Linked DNA regions of Mus musculus: region 2 is linked to region 1. Evidence: chromatin loops called from intact Hi-C (ENCODE). Cell type or tissue: left cerebral cortex. All regions are shown on one strand.

What was found. A loop is a pair of places that touch in the nucleus more often than their neighbours do. Peaks named below come from ENCODE experiments on the same cell type or tissue, not always from the same donor. Only the 100,000 strongest peaks of a DNase experiment are listed, where the experiment ranks them.
Region 2: it touches region 1 in a loop (3-fold over the local background); 25 of 42 quality-filtered maps call a loop at or near these places.

What each region holds. Positions count from the first base shown.
Region 1 is chr19:12,130,228-12,138,227 of GRCm38, reverse strand. No RefSeq gene overlaps it. Among named protein-coding and RNA genes, the nearest start is that of Olfr76, 14 kb to the right of the region's middle. In left cerebral cortex, a CTCF peak has its summit at 3,746 (motif pointing left); DNase peaks (open chromatin) are centred at 3,759 and 4,653.
Region 2 is chr19:12,416,978-12,424,977 of GRCm38, reverse strand. It overlaps Olfr1441 (olfactory receptor 1441), which reads right to left and starts at 2,667. Exons shown (of 1, transcript NM_146683.1): 1 at 1,711-2,667. The coding sequence starts at 2,667. The coding sequence ends at 1,711. In left cerebral cortex, a CTCF peak has its summit at 3,111 (motif pointing right); DNase peaks (open chromatin) are centred at 3,144 and 4,199.

The DNA of each region.
Region 1 (8,000 bases):
AGGGGGGCACGGGGTGGAGAAGGGGCAGCCCCCATCCTGGGGGCCCCAAGGCCACACCCTGTAGCCCCAGGGGTATAGGAGAGAGGGATAAGGGAAGACAGGTTCCCAACACTGACTAGAGTGTGCAGCAGAACTTGAAGGAGTAGAGACTCTCTATGGTTTAAGAGCTTTATTAAAGAAATGCAGGCAGAAAGAGAGAAGGTAGAAAGAGAAAGAGAGAGAGTGGGGGGGAGGGAGGGAGAAAGAGAAGGCTAGAGAGAAAGAGGAGAGGAAAGAAGAAGACAAAGAGAAAGGGAAGAGAAGAGAGAAGTGAGAGATGAGAGGACAAAAGAGCAAGAGAGTGAGGTGAGGGCTGAGCACCCCTTTTTTTTTATTAGGTATTTTCCTCATTTACATTTTCAATGCTATCCCAAAGGTCCCCCATACCCACCCCCAATCCCCTACCCACCCACTCCCCCTTTTTGGCCCTGGCGTTCCCCTGTACTGGGGCATATAAAGTTTGCAAGTCCAATGGGTCTCTCTTTGCAGTGATGGCCGACTAGGCCATCTTTTGATACATATGCAGCTAAAGACAAGAGCTCCCGGGTACTGGTTAGTTCATATTGTTGTTCCACCTATAGGGTTGCAGTTCCCTATAGCTCCTTGGGTAATTTCTCTAGCTCCTCCATTAGGGGCCGTGTGACCCATCCAATAGCTGACTGTGATCATCCACTTCTGTGTTTGCTAGGCCCCGGCATAGTCTCACAAGAGAGAGCTATAACTGGGTCCTTTCAGTGAAATCTTGCTAGTGTATGCAATGGTGTCAGCATTTGGAAGCTGATTATGGGATGGATCCCTGCATATGGCAGTCACTAGATGGTCCATCCTTTCGTCACAGCTCCAAATTTTGTCTCTGTAACTCCTTCTATGGGTGTTTTGTTCCCATTTCTAAGAAAGGGTAAAGTGTCCACACTTTGGTCTTTGTTCTTCTTGAATTTCATGCGTTTGGCAAGTTGTATCTTATATCTTGGGTATCCTAAGTTTCTGGGCTATTATCCACTTATCAATGAGTACATATTGTGCGAGTTCCTTTGTGATTGGGTTACTTCACTCAGAATGATACCCTCCAGGTCCATCCATTTGCCTAGGAATTTCATAAATTCATTTTTTTAATAGCTGAGTAGTATTCCATTGTGTAAATGTACCACATTTTCTGTATCCATTCCTCTGTTGAGGGGCATCTGGGTTTTTTCCAGCTTCTGGCTATTATAAACAAGGCTGCTATGAACATAGTGGAGCATGTGAGCACCCCTTTTTATGGTCTTCATTGTTGCTAGGTAACTGGGGAGGAGTTTAGCCTGAAGGTCAGAAGCTTGGGCCATTGCTTACATGACTACTGACCATGCTTCTCTTGTGGGGGCTGTAGGAGGTGGTACCTTAGGCAGGGGCCAGAGTTCCAGGAGCATGAGGGAATGCCTACCATGTCATGTAGGTGAGTTATGACCATTGGGGTTCAGACCTCAGCTCGACTGGATACCAGCCTGCAATTCCCCACCAGAAGGCTTGGTACTGCTCCTATGTGACTGATAGCCACACACCTTTCCTGTAGGGGCTGTGGGGGCAGTAACTTTGACAGGAGCCAGGGGTCCAGGAGACATGATCGAATGCCTTCCATCCCATGTAGGTGGAAATCACCACCCACCGGGTCCCACTGGGGTTCAAGACCTATGCTCAACTGGAGACCAGGCTGTCTGTGTGCAGCCCATTGCCCTACAGATTGGCATCCTTAATTACATGTAGAAATTCCCCTAAGAAATCCTGTCTCTGCGTACTATCAATCGATCTATCTATCTATCTATCTATCTATCTATCTATCTATCTATCTATCTAAACACATCCTGTTGGTTCTCTCTAGAGAGTTCTCATGTTTATGGTTAATTTAATCTTATGTAGTTTTTGCCACATTAAAAAAAATACAAAACCAGGCTTGGGAGTGCTGGCCCTGGCCCTCACTTCCCAGAAGACTAGAGCCGCCCCTGGGAGGCAGGGATGCAGGATAACTGGCCTCATCCCTCAACTGGTCAGTGTGGGAAAGCTGTCCCTGAGGCATAAGAGTTGTTGAGCTGGCACCTCCCCTTACTGGCTGCAGTACTTGGAAGATCTGGCCCCACCCCTCACCTAAGCAAAGCAGGAGAGTTGGCCCTGGTGGTGTGGCCACAGGAGAACTGGTTAGCTGAAGAACTCAGCTTCCACTCAGACCCAGATCCAGGACTTTGAGTTGGCCCACCCCAACATCCAGTGCTGGAGCACTTGAAGGGGCATGTCCTGCAGATCCAAACGTGCAGGATCTTCATAACACAGGGCAGCAACAGAAAGTTTGAGAGAAGTTCCTTTGAGGATCCATTATTGATAGTGTAGCAGAAGCCACAGGCCTTGAACCAGACCCATGACTCATTTCAATGAATATTGGCAATAAAGATGTGTGGACAAAAGAGAATACTGTGAGACATACTCTTACACATTGCAGCTTCCACAATAAGATGTTTTTATGATTTGTTTGGGGGTTGTTTATTGTTTTTAATTCCTTCTTCTTGTTTAATCGTTTTTTTACACTCCAGATTTTATCCCCCTTCCAGTGCACCCCCTGACTGTTCCACATCCCATACCTCCTCTCCACCCTGTGTCTCCATGGGGATGCCCCTAGCCCCCAACCCCCAACCCCACCAGATCTCTAAACTCCCTGGGGCCTCCAGTCTCTTGAGGGTTATGTGCATCTTCTCTGACTGAACCCAGACCCGGCTGTATATGTGTAGGTGGCTCAAGTGTCTGAGAGATCTCAGGGGTCCAGGTTAATTGACAGTGCTGGTCCTTCTACAGAGTTGCCCCATATGAAATGTAAATAAAGAAAATATCCAATAAAAAAGGGGGAAAAAGGAATGGAGGAGGAGGTTGTAAGGACAGAGGGTGGATCCAAGGGGACAGGAAAGATAAGTGGGATTGAGATATATGGTTTGAAGTTCAAAATGAATCAATAAAAAGCTAAAGAAAAATACAAAACCAAATAATATATGCAGACAAATTCCACATAGAATTTATAAATCAAAGTAGAAGAAAATAATATAAAATTGAACTCAAATTTATCTCCCTAGCATATGATGTACACTGGATTGAATTCTCTGGTAGATTCGCTTAAAATATGATCTGATTTTATGCTTGTTTAGCATTGCTGTTTTAATGAGCATATTTGAAACAAATCCCATAGAGAAATACAGAGGTACAAGTAAAACATCTTGTTCTCATAACAGAATTTGAAATGTTATTTCAGCTTACATTTCTTCCATGGAAACTAGCAAAAACTTCAACCCAACATAGGTCCAAAGTCTTGCATCAGACTTCTCTAATAAATCTAATACAAAGGTTCATTTAAAAGTTTTAGAGGACCTTGAAATAAATACATACATACATACATACATACACACACATACATACGTGTGTGTGTGTGTGTGTGTGTGTGTGTGTGTGTGAATGGTATAGCATGGTTAGAAATCACAGGACCTGAATTCAATTTCCTAGTTTACTGTGGAAAATTATTCTATTATCATTATTCTATTATCTATTACTCATGATCTCAGATTTTTATGCTGGAGCTAAACAGCTATAGTGAACACACCTAACAACCCAACAAACATGATCCTATCTAAGATAATTTTATCAAGAAACTATCGTCACAAAGGCCTACAAGGTTAGGCCCCTATGAGATGTTGCTGCCATCTATTGGAAGTGTGGCTAAATTGCACACAACTTTAAAAGGCCATGGTGTTTAGTGATAGAGCACTAGCCTGGTATGTATGCAAAAGGTCCTGATTACACACCCATTACTGCAAATAATAATAATTTTCTAAAATATTCCACTTTAGGGCACTTACATAAGACAAGCACCTAGCGGTTACTAATCCCCCTCAAACACACTATATATCCTGTGCTCTACACACTGTACCAGGGTCTCTCCATGACAGAATTACTAAACAAATAGTATTGGATTCACACAACAGAAAGCTATACAGCGACAAAAATGAGTGAGATAGTGATATTCATTAGCAACATGGATAAATGGCAAACGCTTAGAGCTGATTGAAAAGAACCAGGCTCAGGTTGTGTTTCCTGCTACCTAAAGGGTTAACTTTCTTCACTCTGTCTCTGGAAGCTTGACATTGACACTGAACTTCGTGTCAAGATCAGAGCATCCGGTCAATGACAGCACCTACCACTGTCACCCTCACACTGCTTTGTAAAGACTGTGGTTCTTCCTCCCTTAACTATCCTCGATTAACTAAGGGACTTTCCTCTTCACCTCAAAGATATTTCATACAGACCACTCACAACACACTCAAGTTAGTGTTCTTGTTCATGAAACACTGGATTATTTGCTTTGAGTTATTCCAGAGGAGATCTTGGTCTATTGAACATAGATCACCATCTGATCCAGTAAACAGTGTTACATTTACTCCTAGATGGTAAATTCAAAATCCAGAATATTTGTTACCCAATCTAATTCTGTAGAATATCTTGCTTGATGACAGTTTTACAGTATGTTGCCCATATAGTCTCCAGGATACCTCCAAAACTGTCTAGCAATATCATTCAAGCTTAAGAAAAACAATTTATCTTCCTCAGACTCATGCATTGCTCTCATCCTGGAACATACTGATACGAGCTGGCAGCAATGTTGGCTAAATTTGGTGGATCTTCAGAACTAAACTAAATTCAGCAGCATAGTCAGTAATTATTCGCTGAGATCAAATAAATTTCATTTCTAGAACATCAATATATTCAATATAAATAAGGAAGTAAATCACAATAAATGAATGAAAAATAAAAACAACAGGACTTTGCAAACCAATCAATTGATATGAACTTAAAACATATGTATCAAGCAAGCATCTTCCTCAGACAGGTACTGTTTCCATGGCTACATAGAACCATAATCACTGAAGTTTCCAATCATTTGAGTGTACCCAAATGCCTCCATTCTAAGGATCACGGTCTTTTCCCCAAGTATATCAAGGACTGGGTTATAGGTCAGCTGATAAAATACTTGCCATACAAACATGAGAACCTGAGTTCGATTGCCAGTACCCACATTTTTAAAGTCAGATATGGCATAGCTCAGGAGATTGTCAAGTTTATCCTAGATACTTACTAGCCAACCAGTACAATTATATCAGGGAGCTGCAGGCTCAGTGACAGACCTTGTCTCAAAAACATAGATGGAGAGTGACTGAGGAAAGCGCCAGATATCAACCTCTGACCTACATACTCAGAGACAGAGACAGAGAGAGAGAGAGAGAGAGAGACAGAGACAGAGACAGAGACAGAGACAGAGACAGAGACAGACAGAGATTCATATTGTACACTTCACTTGAGAAGCTCTATGATATGCACAATTAAGTTTCCTTATGATTTTAAGTCTTATTAATATACAAGAAATAAAATCATTTTTAGTGACTCCACGGAGACAGTTGTATGACTGGGATGTGACTGAAAGTTTAAAACCTCCAAGTTATGATTATTTCTAGAAATACTCAAGGCATCTAATAGTTACGGTAACCACAGATAATATGATAATAGTCAGGTGCAGCAGTTGCTTAGTGTTCCAAGGCTTGCCATAAATAGGACCTCCATCATAAGCAGCTTTGTTTAATGAGCACCAAGAAAGAAAATTTCTTACAAGTTTCTAGTGGGTTATATCAAAAACCTACAGTCTTCAGTGAGGTGTAGACAAACTAAATTCAGCAGCATAGTCAGTAATTATTCGCTGAGATCAAATAAATTTCATTTCTAGAACATAAATATTTCAATATAAATAAGGAAGTAAATCACAATAAATGAATGAAAAATAAAAACAACATGACTTAAAGAAATTTTAACTGGCAAAACTTATCATTTATCACCACGCACCTATGGACACTTGACTTTTGACAAAGAAGCCAAAAATATACGGTGGGGGAAAATTATCTTCAATAAATAGTGCTGGTCTAACTAGCAGTCTGTATGTAGGAAAATGAAAATAGATCCATATTTATTACCTTGTACAAAGCTCAAATCCAAGTGGATCAAGGACCTCAACATAAAGCCAGATACACTGAATCTAATAGAAGAGAAAGTGGGAAAGAGCCTCAAACTCATTGACACAAGGCAAATTTTCTAATGGCCCAGGCTCTAAGATCAACAATCGATAAATGGGACCTCATAAAACTGAAAAGCTTCTGTAAGGCAAAAGACACCAACAATCAGCAACCTACAGTTTGGGAAAAAATCCTCACTAACTCTCCATCCAACAGAGGGGTAATATCCAAAATATATAAAGAACTCAAGAAGTTAACCTCCAAATAAGCCAACTTTAAAGTGGAGTACAGAGCTAGACAGAGAATTCACAGCAGAAGGATCTCGAATAGCCAAGAAGCACTTTAAAAAAATGTTCAAAGTCCTTAGTCATCAGGGAAATGCAAATCAAAATGACCCACCTTACACCAATCAGAATGGGTAAGATCAAAAACTCGGGTGACTGCACATATTGGCAAGGATGTGGAGAAAGAGGAACACTCCATTGTTGGTGGGATTGCAAACTCTGGAAATCAATCTGAAGGTTCCTCAGAAAATTGAAAATAGATCTACCTGAAGACCAAGCTATACTATTCCATACCCAAGCAAATGCCCCACCATGCTACAGAGGCACATGCTCCACTATGCTCATAGCAGCCTTATTTGTGATAGCCAGAAACTGGAAACAACTCAAATGTACCACAATGGAAGAATGGATACAGAAAATGTGGTTCATTTACACAATGGAATACTACTCAGCGATTAAGAGTGAGGACATCATGAATTTTGCAGGAAAATGGATGGAACTATAAAATATCATCCTGACTGAGGTAACTCAGACCCAAAAAGACGTACATGGTATGTACTCACTGACTAGTGGATATTAGCCAAAAAGTACAGGATACTAGGATATAACCCAGGCTGTAAGAAGTGTAACAAGTAGAAAGGTCCAAGTGAGGTTGTTTCAATTCCACTTAGAAGAGGGAACAAAATAATCACAGGAGGCAAAGGGAGGGAGGGACCTGGTGGGAGAGGGGAGGGGGAAGAGAAAGGGGGAATAGGATCAGGTATTGAGCGGGGACAGGAAAGAAGCCAAGAGGACCAAAAGAATGAATGGAGATAAGCAGCATGAGGAGGGACCCTCTCAAAAGTATCGAGACCTGGGAGGTGAGAGACTCTAAGGACCCATTGGGGGTGACCTTAGCCAAAATGCTCAACATTGAGGAGAGGGAACTTGAATGGTCCACCTCCAGTAGATAGACAGGGCCCCAAGCACAGGGTCAGCATTACTAACCCACAGTCAAAATTTCTGACCCAGAAGTGATCCTGTCTAAAAGAACTACAAGGACAAAAATGGAGAAGAGACTGAAGGAAAAGCAATGACAAGCCCAGCATGGGACCCATCTAATGGGAGAGCACCAAAGCCTGACACTATTACTGATGCTATGACGTGTTTACAGAAGGGAGCCTGACATGGCTGGCCCCTGACAGTCCCTACCAGCAGCTGACTGAGCCAGAAGCAGATACTTACATCCAACTGTTGAACTGAAGTTGAAGACCCCTATGTTTGATTAGGGGAAGGATTGAAGAAGATGAAGTGGAGATCAATCCCACAAGAAGGCCAGCAGTCTCAACTTACCCAGACCCCAGGGAGCTCCCAGAGACTGAGCCAACAGCCAGGAGCATACACTGGCCAGTCCAAGGTCTGGCACAAATACAGCAAAGGTCTGCTGGTCAGGCCTTAGTGCGAGAAGATTCACTTAATTCTTGAGAAACTTGAGGCCTCAGGGAAGGGGAGGTGTGGTAGGGGAGGGCTACCCTCTCTGAGGCAAGGGGAAGAGAAATAGGATGAGGAACTGTGAGAGGGGGACTAAGGTGGGGGACAATGATGGGAATATAAATAAATAAAATAATAAAAA
Region 2 (8,000 bases), 290 kb before region 1:
ACTTGATTTATTCCTTTATTAAACAGCCACATTAATCACGTAGTTTGTGGGAGGATCTGCCCAGTGCTTTGGAAAAAGAATAAAGAAGTGCTTAGGTATGGATGCTAACAGTTTAGGAAAAGGCAGCCAGGAAAAAAATATAGTGTCAGATGGAGATAGGTGGTCCTATAGTATTTAATCTAAGGACATATTTCTGTAGTGATTGCCTGGTATGTAGGACTCTAGGGTCAAGAAAGGCTTGACAGGAAACTCTCCTGACTAAATCATCTCCTCCCATAGAAATTGCCAATAATTCAGCTAGTCTTAGAAATTATCAAATGTGAACACTGTGAAATGCAAGAGTAGTAAATCAGAATATTGATAACCAGGACAATATTCATAGTTGGATGTTGTAACTCACCATGGTTTATATACACAATCATTATAAAGCAAGACTTCATCTACTATTTACTCTGGAATTATCTTGAAATATACAGTTAAAGATAATTTTAGTGACATATTCCATTCTCAGTCCAGGGGAAAACTGGACTCTAGTATGCAAACTCTCTGATGTAGATGTCATCTTTTTAGATCATGCTCTGGAATCCTCACCATGGACACCATGGAAGTGGTGACACTTCTTAGAGCATGCATGGAAATTGAGTCAAGGCTAACAGTAGGAAAGCCTGACATCAAGGTTCAGGGAGACTGCAGACAGAACATATACTAGGAGCCATATATAGTCAAGAGTGAAACTTGATCTCATGAACAGATACAAAATCAGAGTGTCTCATGGAAGTTTTTCTCTTCCAGCTGGTCATACATAGTCCTGAGGAGATTTCAGGCCTGGACCTCATGCCATTCTCTTTCCAGTTGCATCCAAACTTTTGATATTGTAACATGGCACCATCTACAAAATTCATGACTGAGAACACAACTGAGTTTAAAATTTTTTTCCCCAAATTGTTTTATAACATTCAAGTACGTTTGCAATTTTGCATTGGGTCACATTGATTACCATCTTTGGTTTCATGTAACCCCTGGACTGAGAGTTGGAATCCCAAGTGTAGGGCCTCTCATATGCTCTATCCTTGCTTTCTCCTCAGATATAAAAGTCGGTGGACTTGGCTCCTTGTATATGATCTCTGTGAACTTTATGACTGCACACTGTTATCCTCTACTCTTCCTAAACATAGTGTACAGGTGCCCCTTTACTTTCCTGCCTCTGAGTTATCATTATTGAAATCATGTCTGTGGGGACTCTTGGGTTCCTAATCCAAAGTTAATATTTCTAGTTAGCACCAAACGTGGACAGGTAGTAATTCAAGACAAGGGGACAGACAATATATCCCAAGAGGTAAGAGAACTAGCAAGAACTATGTTTTATTGTAATGAAGACATCAATAAATGACATGTCCCTATTACTAGGCTTTGACTCATGTCCCTAAGACAAGGTATCTTGAATTCAGCACCTGGGAGCCTATGGTAGACAAATACCATCAAACACATGTGACCAAATTTTAAATCTATGACAAGCCCATAACAAGAACAGTAGAGTGAACAAAATAAATATCCATTAAGCACAATTGCCCAGTAGATATGTTTGTTGAGGAGGTCTTGCTTGAAATAGCTTCTTTAACTTACTACCAATTATCTGAGCCACATTGTTATTTTATTATTTACATTCAACAAAAGGCTTAAGTTAGTATTTGTTCTTTTTTTAACTAGGAACTACATAGCACAGAGACAGGACATCTGCTTCTTCCTCTTCTTGAGTTTCTTCAATGCTTCTTTGATCTCCTTATTTCTTAGGCTATAAATGATAGGGTTCAACATGGGAATCACTGCACCATAGAACATGGACACCACCTTATTTTTGTCCTGTGAGTATCCAGCATTAGAATGGAGGTATGAGAAGAGACCAGAGCCATAGAAAAGGATCACTGTAGTCAGATAAGAGGCACAGGTGTTGAAAGCTTTCATCTGCCCATGGGTTGAATGAATCCTCATGACGGCAGCAATGATGTAGCCATAGGAGACCAAGACAACCAGTGCTGATGCCCCACCAACCACACACACAACCAGGAAGTTCACTACTTGGCTGAAAAAAGTGCTAGAGCAAGACAAGGACATTAGGGGTGGCAAGTCACAGAAAAAATGATTAATGACCCGCGGCCCACAGAAATGAAGTCGGAATATGGAGCTAGTTTGGATCAAGCCAGTGAGGAACCCTCCTGTGTATACTGTGATGGCCATCCCCACACAGATGGTGGGTGACATGAGGGATGGATAGAGTAGAGGGTTGGAGATAGCAACGTATCTGTCATATGCCATGGCTGCCAGGAGACAGCACTCAGTACCTCCCATCCCAACAAAGAAGAAAAGCTGTATAGCACAGCCTATAAAGGTGATAGACTTCTGCTCCCTAAAGAAATCACAGAGCATCTTAGGGGCTATGGAGGAGGTGTATGAGACATCAACAAAGGACAGATTACTAAGGAAGAAGTACATAGGGGAGTGGAGGTGTGAGTCCATCCTGATCAAGACAATGAGGCCCAAGTTTCCAGCCAGGGTCACCAGGTAGATCCCCAGAAACAACACAAAGAGGACAATCTGCAGCTGGGGACGCTCTAAAAATCCCAAAAGGATGAAATTAGTCACCACGCTAATGTTTCTTCCCACAGCCATCTATCAGACAGCATCTTCAAAGGCCCAGAGGTAGATTCATGGGGGCAACAAAAATCCAAGTGAAGAAACTCTTCTGCTTTGTCAAAGAATAAGAGACTTCTACAACCAGAAGACATCCCAAAAGATGAACATCCCATGTCTGGTGCAGAATTCCCCTCCACAACGTGTGGAGGTCATTATCATATTTATCTGATGAACTTGTTAGTGTAAAAGCATACCAAGATAATAGTCTTTGAAGTATTGTGATCACAATGATCACAATAATGATGGAGTAACTTATTAGTGGTATTTGGACTAACACTCTCTCTCTTTTTAAAAAAGTTGATCCAAATGTTCTACTGCACTATTAGATCACTTAGATTTAGACATGCATTCTTTTCTTTTTTTTTTTTAAAAAAAATTTATTTAATGTATGAGGGCTCTACTGCATATATATCCACAGGCCAGAAGAGGGCATCAGATCCCCTTATAGATGATTGTGAGTCAACATGTGGTTGCTGGGAATTGAACTCAGGATCTCTGGAAGAAAGAACAGTGCTCTTAACCGCTGCTGCCATCTCTCCAACCCATTTTTTTTCCTTTTAAAGAAAAGAAAAGAAAAGAAAAGAAAAGAAAAGAAAAGAAAAGAAAAGAAACATATCATAACTAAAAATGCTTGCAGAGGTAAGTTTGTGTTTCTTAGTTTTGTTTTGTCTTAACTGGAAATCTATGCAATATATTCCGATAATGTCTTCCCCTCCCCAACTCCTCCCAATCCTCCCCACAGCCCCACCCACCCAACTCTGCACCTTCTTGTTCTCTTTCTTTAGAAAAGGCAGGCAAGAAAATAACTAAATGATTAAATAATTTAAATAATTAAAATAAATAAGAGTTAAAAGAACAATAAAAAATCACAAGCTACAGAAAAAGGCAAAATTCACAAAAACCACAGTAAGATTAAAAAATGAAAGGTCCAAACAAAGCAATATGAGACAAGAAAAAAATCCACAAAAATACCACTGAGTTCATTTTATGATGACCGTCTACTGAGGGCATGAGACTTCCCCTTCAGTGTGATTTATATACCCACTGAGTCTTCATTGGAGAAAACTAAAATTCCCATGCAGTTTTAGCATTTTACTTATAACCAGGTTTCACGGAATGAAATACTTTCTGTATTCCTCCCAACTGTTTCTGTTTCTCTCCCCCCACCCCTTTCTTGTTCCCCCCCTTTCATCGTCTTAGCATGAAGTACATAGAGACGAAACTTGGAAAAATGCTGAGCAAACCAGAGGGTGAGAAAAATGTTTAAGCATGTAAAATTTGAATGTTTTTCTACACAAATCTCACACCGTATGCTTGCTAGAGCTAGATGCCAATGATGTGAATATTAATAACACATTATTATGTTTTGAGCACTCAGCAAAATGTATAGTACAGACAGAAAAACAGGTCGTCATTAGCACAACATGTCACTGTGCTGTTGAAGAAACATTTATACGCTTCCCTGGAGCCTCGGGATAGTAGGTAGTGGTTTTAGAAAAAAAATCTGTGAGGAGAATTGCACAGACGAATAAAGGAGTCCTAGTGTGGGAAGACACTGTGTGAGAAGCTTGGGGGAGTGGTTTTGCAATCTTAATTTTAAGCAGGAGGAGAACATTTGCAGAAGGAAAGGGGGGCAAACTTAGTACTTGAGAGGTAGAAAATGACCAGGGCACAGAGAGGGGAGTAGAAGACACCGAAGGTAAGTTCTGAAAACCAGAGATGGGGAGACACGTTGTGAAAAATCCTTGAAAGCTTAGGTGAAAAGGATACATGTTTGTTTCAAACACACAAAACGTATACATATACATACGCAAGTAATTATATAAACTGTATACCATTACGTACATGTGTACATTCATGTTAAATTTCAATCTTCTTTCCACTTTCAGACTTCTGATCCATTTATGTGGCTCAATCCATTGATAAGACTCCATTTTCAGACAGAAGTGATCTCCTTACAATGTTGCATAGCTTCAATTTGTTTCTTAATATTTTTGTCCTTCACCAGAACAGAAGCGTAACAAAGACTGCTGTTTTTAGAATATTTTTCTCTTTGTTAACTAAATATCCCAATCACTTAAACCTACACAGGGCATATTATGTTAAAATGGACAAATATGTTAAAAGGTTTGACCTTCTCCCTGTGGGCAATACAGAAAGCATGGATGTTGCCTTCTTTTCTTTTCTTTTCTTTTCTTTTCTTTTCTTTTCTTTTCTTTTCTTTTCTTTTCCTTTCCTTTCCTTTCCTTTCCTTTCCTTTTCCTCTCTTTTCTTTTCTTTTCTTTTCTTTTCTTATAAACATTCTGGTTTCTTAATGTAAGCAGGTGATTAGGTAAATACACAGCTAAAACACTTGTGATGTAAGCAGGGTCATCCAGATGCATACGACTCTTTCCTATTTCACCCAGACCACGGTTTCTAAGCTTACATTTTTAGAATATGGTGAAAGCTAATCACTAATTAACTTATATAATTCCTATGTAGACAGCTTGGTTATTTTGACCTAAGCTATCTACAGGAGTGTGTGAGACCCACTATATTCCCATATAGTATTACTACTTTCTGTCTTTTTTCATGGCATGAGCATCACCATCACTTGTTTGTTTGTTTTGGGGTATTTTTGGTTGGTTTTGTTGTTGTTGTTGTTGTTCTCGTTGTGTTGTGTTTTCTTTTGTTTTACAGTGGTTGTGAGCTTATTTAGCATCTTTACACCCATTATCCTATGCATGGCTACTCAAAGCAGGGCTTGGAAGTCAAGCAGAGCAGAGGTAGCTTCTAGCCTTTGCATCTCAATTAGTCAGTTTTGACACACTGGATGTGCCAGTGGTGCTGGGAACTGAGTTTTGAGCCTATTGCATAGTACACAGGTGTTTTCACTGGTGATCTATGTCCTAGAACAATAGGATATCACATATAAACCTCTCCACATCCACATAAATTTTTTTCCTGTAAGTTCCTTTAACTTTAAAATAAAAGCAGCAACAGGACTGACTATTCCAAACATATATATCAAGATTGGAAAGAAAAAGAAATAATTTCATTTACCAGTGATCAGCTCTACCAGGTTTTAAAACAAGATCATTCCATCTCTATACGGTCTGGTTCTCACCTGTTACTACTATAGGCTGAATGTGTGTGTGTGTGTGTGTGTGTGTGTGTGTGTGTGTATGTCTGAGTGACTGTGTGTGCTTGTGCAGGAAAGGAATGGTTACACCAACACTTTCTCTCATGCTATCAACAATCTTTATAGCACCATACTGGTTCATTTACAACATTTCACATGCTTTGTATTTTTGTTAGCTCCCTCACTTTTCCTTAATAAGTTATGAGATGACATTACACCTGATTTCTTTGCACCGAGTAGACCTGAATTGCACTGATTTATAATTTTTAAAAGTATGTATTATTGACAAGAAATGTATTGACATTATGGAAGAACAAGAAATTATTAAACTGTTGAGTCAACATTTAAGCTTTTAACTCTTTGACTTCCAAGTTTGTTGTTACTGATGCCTAAACCAACCTGCATGTAAATGTGAGCAATTGATGGTACTTGAACACAACTACAACTGCAGCATGTATGATCCTTCACAGAGCCCACATGACTAGATAAGACCAGAAACTGAAAATGACTATAAAGAGTTTTCTTGTCCTCAATCTTGGCAGGAAGATTAATGTTTAACAGTCAAGCTAACATGTCAAGATAAAAAGAAATAGATCTCTGAGTTCATTCCAAACTAAATAATGTCTTGGGAGACATCTGGGCATGCAGTGTGTACCTATAGTTCAGTGGGTTCTATGGGGTGTGGTGAACGGGACAGAAAGACTGACACGAGGAAAGACTGTTTACACGAATCACTTTCCTTCCATCATTTATCAGAGTGCCTGGATTTTTCACAGATGCCCAGCAGATATTTTGCTCATTGACTGAATAAGGGCTACCAAACAAGCCTTAGAAATGTATTCTATTCACAAGACCAAGAGACTTGCCTTGGTTAAGCACTACATGGATGCTCAAAAAACAAAACAAAACAAAACAAAAACAAAAACAAAACTAGAACATATTTATTTAACTAACAAACTATCACAGCTGGAAATCAGCTAACTTAGATTTCCCCACTAAGATAATAAAACCAAAGCCAAAAGATAGAATGCCTATAAAGTTGGTTAGTACTGGAGGTGAAAGTAGAAACCATATCTCATGCTTTGGAAACAGCCATTTACCCTCTACCTTGTTCTAAAGCTTGGCATCTCAATGAGAAGCACAGAGACTTTTGACTTTGCAAACAGACATGCCTCAGTGTGCACATCCCCAAGAGTCTACAGCAACATAAAAATCACTAGCTTGAATACTGATGCTGATATTATTATTTCACCTACATCTTACTGTGTGACCTTTGGAAAGCATATTTCCTCCTCTGAATGCTAATCTTCTTCTCATCTGTAGATGAAACAAAATGATTAACTTAGATCAGTATTTGTTTAGTTCATTTTTCTTCCCATTTCAAATTGTAAACAGTAGAAAACTTTCAAGAAAACATTCTCAAAATTCTAAAATCTCAAATAGATAAGATACAGTTGCCCTTACTAAACTCAGAACAATGAGGTCAAAGTTCCAATAGTCTTTTCTGCTCCACATTTTCTTCCTAGTCACTCATTCTGTGATCCAAAGATTCACAGGTAACCAGTTCAAGGAAGGGGAAATGGCAGACTCACCTGGAAAACCTCCAACTCTGTGTTTCACTTAGCTGGCTGAGGCCAGACACTCAGAAAGCAAAGCCCATTTGTGCTAGAAGCTAGAAGACAGGTCATAATGGAGACAATAAGTAAGGTTTGGTTGTAGCCATGTTAAATTTCCTGCCAAGAGAAGGATTTGGAGTAGGGGATTTGAAGAAAATACAGTTTTCTCCAGGTGCTGATGAGGCTCTCTAGGCAGTGATACATCCCCAAGAGTCCTAAAATGGGCAGTGTCCTGGATACCTGGGCTCAGGAGCAAAAAGGATGCCAGCTTTGTCTGAATAAAGTTGGAATTAGCAACTTACCCTGTTTGTTTGTTATTTTATATTCCCAGTCCCCCATCTGGCTCCAACTCCAGCTCTCTGGAGTCACTGAATACAATTCTAGTTTAGCTATAAAATGGGCAACAGCTCTCTATAGTAAGAGTCAACTTTGTAAGAAAGTGGGTGCTTTCTATGATCTGCTTGAATTACTCAAGGGTTAGAACTAGGAGTAAATTAGTGCAAACCTCAAAAATAGAATGGAGAGAAAGAATGAAGGGAGAGAAAGAGAGCAGGAGGAGGGGAGGGGAG